2 separate regions of the Mus musculus genome follow, and region 2 is linked to region 1. The links are chromatin contacts, found by Hi-C or POLR2A ChIA-PET in ENCODE. All regions are on one chromosome and are shown on one strand. Each heading gives the region's core, a stretch centred on a gene start or an enhancer-like site at or near the end of the contact. The rest is flanking DNA. Distances are from core to core; before and after follow the strand shown.

What was found. Hi-C counts contacts between places; a loop is a spot of excess contacts on that map. ChIA-PET counts read pairs that join two places held with the same protein, here RNA polymerase II (POLR2A).
Region 2: a loop to region 1 is called in a map of T-helper 2 cell, with 2.4 times the contacts of the local background. The contact joins the promoter of Saysd1 here to the promoter of Kcnk5 in region 1. A Hi-C loop is called at or near these places in 1 of 37 maps with a recorded cell type or tissue (T-helper 2 cell). POLR2A ChIA-PET finds 5 or more read pairs at or near these places in 4 of 5 experiments (Patski and embryonic stem cell).

What each region holds. Positions count from the first base shown.
Region 1 is chr14:20,180,001-20,183,368 of GRCm38, reverse strand. It overlaps Kcnk5 (potassium channel, subfamily K, member 5), which reads left to right and starts at 1,587. Exons shown (of 5, transcript NM_021542.4): 1 at 1,587-2,102. The coding sequence starts at 1,917.
Region 2 is chr14:20,081,565-20,084,932 of GRCm38, reverse strand. Saysd1 (SAYSVFN motif domain containing 1) reads left to right here and starts at 1,761. Exons shown (of 2, transcript NM_026209.1): 1 at 1,761-2,055. The coding sequence starts at 1,846.

The DNA of each region.
Region 1 (3,368 bases), core at 338-2,837:
ATTGGATACTCTGGAACTGGAGTTACAGGGAAAATGAGACTCTGTCCTCTGTAATAGCTGTCAGTCTCTCTCTGTTTTTTTTTTTTTTTTTTTTTTTGGTTTTTCGAGACAGGGCTGTCAGTCTCTTAACTGACAAGCCATCTCTCCTGCCCTAGAAACCTGAGTTTTCTCGGTTTCCTGCTCAGACTTCTCCCTCAGGGCATGTTCACAATCTTCAAACAAGAGCTACAAACAATTGAAGGCCAGAGGTGGTGGCCATGTCTTTAATTCCAGCACTTGGGAAGTGTAGGGAGTGGATCTTTGTGAGTTCAAAGTCAGCTTGGTTTACATAGCGAGGTCCAGGATAACCAGAGCTACACAGGGAGACCCTATCTAAATGATTGACTGATCAGCAGTGTGGAGCCATCCTTAGCTCTGCAGATGCAGCAAGATTTCAAGAGCCACAGACAACCTTCTTGCAACTCTCGGCCTGTGACGATTAATCACCCACAGAAGGAAAAGGCCCTGGGGAGGGGGTAGTGCCAGGGACTCTGGCCTCTGTTGCATCTGCTGCCACAGAGGTCAGGGGCAGGCTGTGGCTCTGGCACACAAGTCAGCACCCCTGACTTGAGACAGTGGAGGCTGCCCAAATGGCTCTGCCTAGCTTCCATTTCTTTCCTGGAAAGTAGATCTAACGACAAACCCCCGATTACGATACAAAAACATGTCGTCTGCCCAGGGTTTATAAATGCTCAGAGAAGCAAGCAGAGTGAGGAGTAACTCAGACGAGTTTTGACAGATGTATTCACATCTTCTGCCTATTATCAAGTATTTGTTTATTTTTGAGAGAAGGTTTTACTGTGTAGCCTGGCTGGCCTAGAACTCCCTATGTAGACAAAGTTGGTATACCTCTCTAGTTGGGACTAAATGTGCACACTACCACCACACCTGGTCTGAGTGTTTATCGCTATTAACAGGCCTGTGGATAAATGCATCACCGAGTGGAAAGCATTTCTAGTCTCTCCAGTAGATATTCCAGCTGGGGTGGGTAAGGGGGAAGTGGTGTTGTAATTTTAAGCAGGCTTGGGAGTAAGGAAGAGGTCCTTGTAATGTGGGTGTGGCTGTCTGTCGCCTCTCTCAGAAGTGTCGCGAACACAGATGACCTGGGATGGGTTCTTCACCCATTTGTGGTTGGGATTAATTCCCAGTAATCCTAATTCAGATCCAATCTCCTTACTCGGGTCAGATAAGTAAGTGTGTGAGCCCCAGGAATAATTGGGGAAACATCTGGATGTGATAGTAACACTGGCAATGTATTTCTGACCTCAGCAGTAAGGTGCATGACCGTTTTAGCGAATTATATCGATTTCTAATACGCAACTGGAGTCCCGCAGACCGCAAATCCCGCGACTGTGTGGCTCCTGGAAGTCTGGTGGGGCCATGAAGCCTTGGCCTGGAGCTTGGAGAACCCGGTGTTTGGTGTAATGACTTCAGGCGCGCTGGGCGGGGCCAGGGGCGGGTTCCGAATGGACTCCACCCCTTTCAGGGTCTGGCGCGAGCGGGCGGGCTGAGAGCTGCTTAAAGAGCCCTGCGGAGGCGCGCTGGGCGTACTGTCGCGCGCGCAGAGGCGGCACACGTGTCTGCTGGTGTGGGTCCTGAGTTTCACCCTACCCTTCAGGATCGAGAGATTGGGGTGGCCCCAACCCCCTTTTGATGTGCGCTCACCCTGGCCTGTGAGAACGTGATCCACGCAGTTCCCCGCGTTCAGGGAGCCAACTTGGCCAAGCAACTGTCCCGGGAGCGGCGCGCGGGGGTACCGGGCACTGCGCATGCGGAGCTCCAAATTCAAACAGCTGTGTCCAGGGCTGCAGGACGAGTGAACCCGGAGCTGCTGGAATTAGGGGACTCTTTCTCCAGGAGGTGGCCATTCCAGAGTCATGGTGGACCGGGGTCCTTTACTCACCTCGGCCATCATATTCTACCTGGCCATCGGGGCAGCGATCTTCGAAGTGCTGGAGGAGCCACACTGGAAGGAGGCCAAGAAAAACTACTATACACAGAAACTGCATCTACTCAAGGAGTTTCCGTGCCTGAGTCAGGAGGGACTGGACAAGATCCTACAGGTGAGCCGTCGGTCGCCAGAATCCTCCACATGCATCTGAAGCTGTTGGGACTATAGCGGTATTGAAGGGGATACTCCCTCCTACAGTTTAAGACGACCCCCCACCCCCCAGTCCCAACCAGAAGTCCCTGGGTGGCGGGAGAAAATGCCTCATCAGGTGTCAGGTCGCAAAGATCTGTGTCTTTCGTCTAGGGACAGGGAGATTCCCCCACGCGCGCAGACTTGGTCAGTACCTAGTAAGTTCCGAGAGAACTTGGGGTTGACTCCAGGATGAACTGGGCCCCGCGGTGGCTTAGTGTGGGTGTGCGGGTGCCTCCCTCTTTGGAGGGAGGCTGTGGGGCGGATAAAGGAGTTTATCTTTCCTTGGAGACGCTCCCGGAGTCCGGGAGCAGAGCCGGGTGCCACCCCTCGCGTCACCACCTCCCGCTCCAGGGCCGTTGCCGCGCCCGCTCGACCTTTCTAAACTTGAATACAGCAGAGGGCCCCCAGACCTGGTGTGAGCAAAAACACACCCGCCAGTTGCTGCACTTTGAGTGGGGCAGGGAGCTCGGACATATCCTAAGTGCCTCGGAGGAAGGTCTGTGGCTGGAATGTTCGGGACGGTCCCAGGCTTCCATGAAGTCTTAGCAAGCTGAGCCATCCCTCAAGGACTCGGAATTAAGCTTTGTCAAAACAGCAGGTTGCACAAACGAACACCCAAATTCAGGTAGTGCCCTTTTAGGGAGCGAGGATAGTGTGGGTGAGGGGATGTTTCCCTGATGTTAGCTTGTGGAGTCACTTATCTGAGAATGCACACACCCAGTAGACCATTGACCTCACCATGGTAAACTTGGCTGACCATCTCAACTGGAACCTTGAGCCAACTTAGGGTCAGAGGTTCTTCTCTGTTTCTTGAGGGCTCAGCCCCAAGCATCCATCCATCCTGTTCCTGGCCTTCTAACAATAATGGTAGGATTAAACTGGAGCAGGGGTAGACTGTTCAAATCATTATAGATCTGATCGACATCAGCCCCCACTTCTTTCCACTTGTCTCATGCCTCTCACTTTCCAGCCTCATTTACCTGTTTTGTCAAATGGGAACAAACCTGTCTTCATCCTTGTCCTGCCCTGAACTATTGTACCATTGACAACTGAGAAAACCTAAACACATCCTATTGGTACTACCTCCTAATTTCAGATGGACATTCACAGAAACATTTTAGGTGCCCGAGAGATCATGGGCTCATCAGAGAGTTGCCCTCAGCAGGTTTACACCACTAGGTGTGTT
Region 2 (3,368 bases), core at 512-3,011, 99 kb after region 1:
CAGGTGCTGGCAAGATGGCCTCTGAATCATCCCTATTGGTTCACTTAGTTCTGCCAGGCCTCCTCTCTTACCCTTCTGAAGGCACCGCATTTACCAGGGACACTGATCACCACAGGCCACAGATGGCCATGCATTATTTCTATGCGCCTTCCCTGTGTGCTCTAAGGTTTTAGTGTTGTCGGGTGACAAATGCAATGAACAAAAAGGATTTGCAGTCTCTAAGGGGAAACAGGCCTATGACTGATGAGAAAGAGATTTTCATAGCTTCTCAACATGACACTGCCATAGAAACTCCACTTTGGGAGTAGGAGAAATGGCTCAGCAGTTAAGAATGCTTCCCCAGCTACTGCCTGGAACTCCAGCTCCAGGGGACTCAACACCCTCTTCTGGTTTCCACAAGCAACTGCACTGACATACAGACCACACACACACACACACACACATTACACAAAAGAACAAACCAAAAAAAAAAAAAAAACCCAAAACCCAAAACAAAAAACCCAAAACAACAAAAAAATCTTTCCAATTAGAATGTAGAAAGCAAAGGTCTTTATTTCATTTGTGATCCCTGCCTCCTGCTCTCAATCCTTAATGTTTGGTGCCGAACTCAACACATAGCCCTAGACAAACATTTGTTAAATGAATATTTTCTAGCTTTTTGACTCGAACTCAGTAGTATCCAACAAGTATTTGAGACTCAATTCTGCAAGTGCTACTTAGCTAAATCCTTGGTACTTAGCTTGGAGCTTTAAAAATCTGTAAAACTGTAAGATCTAAAATTTTAATTTTTGGGTAAATACTAATTGCAAGAAAGGATAAGAACACCCAGAGTTCTAGAAATGTTCTTTACTGGATGGTAGTTACACACTATAGTTACGATTTATAGATTTTATATATTTTTAGTATGTTTTGGTCATATGCATTCTCCTCCTCTAACTCCTCCAACATTGACCCCTCTCGCACCTTGTCCTCTTTTTCACTTTTTAAGAAGTCCACAAATTCCCATTCATGGGTATGGAGCAATCCACCAGGATCTACCAGGGCTTACATGAAACTGACTCTCTACCCCGCCCGAAATCATCACCCATAAGTAGCTCCCCAGTTAGGAGTGGGGGCTTGCGAAGGTTGGGTCGTTTGGTTTTGTGCAGGCAAACACGCTGCTGGGAGTTCAAGAGTGGCCCTGTGATGGCCATAAGACAGTTTCAGTCTGGCTTCCTCCTATCCTTAGCTTTTAAAGTCTTTTGACAACCCCCCCCCCCAGGTTTGTGTATTTAAGTTTTTCCTCAGTAAGTTCGTTTGTTTTACATTTCTTGTCTAGTCAATGCATCTTTCTAGTGTAGCAAGCAAACTAAATGCTAAGAAAATGGAGGTGTGAACACCTTCAGCGAGACTGATAGACTGCAGTAAGAGTTAGAAGGTAGGACGCATCCTGCCTTTCTGACACGGGAAACTTCCCAGAGATCACAGGTCTCCTCCCGCGTCCCGAGACGCTTTTTCTGCGGTGCTGACCACTGGCTTCCCCGCATGCGTTCTTCCCTGAACCTGAGGTGAGGAGCAAACACGTCAGAACTGAGTTCTGCGGCCCGGGCAAGAGCCGGAACATCTGACGGTTCTCATACTTTAAACGCAACCTTTTAGCCGGAGGAGATGGGACACTCAGTTCACTCTCCTCTCGAGAACCGAGGACCGCTCCAGGTACAGGAGGGTCACCAGACGTCACAAAGCCTTGGAAAATTCCGACCCGGGCTCATGCAACGCGCAGGCGCAACAGAGGGCCACGTGCGCAGGCGCACGGCGGCCGAGGACAGGCCTGGACACACACCGGCGAGCGGGCGGCTGCGCACCATGGAACAGCGGTTAGCCGAGTTCCGGGAGGCCCGCAAACGGGCCAGTCTGGTAGCCCAGCCTTCCACGTCCAGTCAGAGCGTACAGACCTCGGGAGCGAAGGCGGAGCCAGCGGCGGCGACCCCAAAGACAGCCACGGGCTGGCTGACACGCTTCCTGAAACGGAAAGCCAACCCCGCCATCGCTCAGGCTCAGCCCAACCAGCCTCAGGTGAGGAGAGAGGCCTGCACCTTGAAGCTCCGCCTCCGCGCGGGGGCCACGCCCCTGCCTGCCCAAGCCACACCCAGGATATCTGGCTCTTCCTTGTCCTGTGCGCTCTCTCCTCGCCTGCCTCGTGGCTGGACACCGCATTTCCGCTCTGTGTATCAGCACATGATACGTGGCCTTGACGTTTTCCATCCCAGACAATCCTATGCAGCAACTAGTTGAAAACAAAGCGAAGCTCTAGGGAGCTTGAAGAAACATCTCTGCTCTCCAGTTGTTCACTGCGAGTTAATGACAGAGATTCGTGGCTTTGAGAAACTGATAAGTTATTTCTCCACTGGTGAAGTAAGCCAATTCAAGCCAGATTAGTATATATATAGGTTTATCGGGAAGCTGCTTTTGTGCCGATGAGTTCACTGGCCCTAGGAAGGAGGCCAGGGAAGTCGCCATGAGAAGGGAGACAGAGGGGAGGGAGAAGAGAAAGAGAGAAGGAAAAGGAAGAAGAGGAAGAGAGAAAACCAACCAAACAAAAAAAAGTCTGGGTTATATAGTAAAGAGCCTGTGGGCTGGAAAGTTCAGGGTTGGGGGTAGGGTATGCTAGGTAGGGACTGAGAGATGCTTGGAGAACCTGGAGGCCAGGTCTGCTTGGTGTGTAAAATATACACCTCAGCACCTTGTCCTGGGGTCTGAAACCACTGAGCTGCATCCACTGCTAGTGAGGGGGTAAAGGCCTTACTGGTTATGGCTCAGAGGTGGCAGTAATTAAGGCTGCACTTTATTCACACCTTGGGTAGAGGAAGCCAGTGTCTCGGGTAGCTTGTACTTTAGAAATGGGATTTGGACCAGGAAACAAAAAGAGGTTTGAGACTATGGCCATACTGTTCTGAATGCAGCTTGATTTCTGAAGCTAAGCAAGGTCTGGCCTGTGCAAAACGGGGTTTGACTATGGAAGTGTGGCCACTGTAACTGCCTAGAGTGATGTGCATGGGCTTATAGGCCCCTCTTGGACTAGAGAAGGGTATTCAAGTTCAACTGTGAGTGATCTAGGTAGAAATAATTTGGACAAGTATGATAGCCCATTCGAATCTCATTGTGGCTTCATATAGTTCCACACAGGAGTATCCTGGCAAAGGTACTTGCCTGTGAGGTTGGAATCCCTGGGTGGAAATATGAAACACTCCAAGGAGGAAATTTGTGTCCTGGTTTGGTTTTTGTTATTTTGATAAACACCATAACCAAAGCCATGTGGGGAGGAAGGGGCTTATTTTAGCTTACAGGCCATGGACTTGCCTACTGGCACTCTCATTTCTCAATTGAGA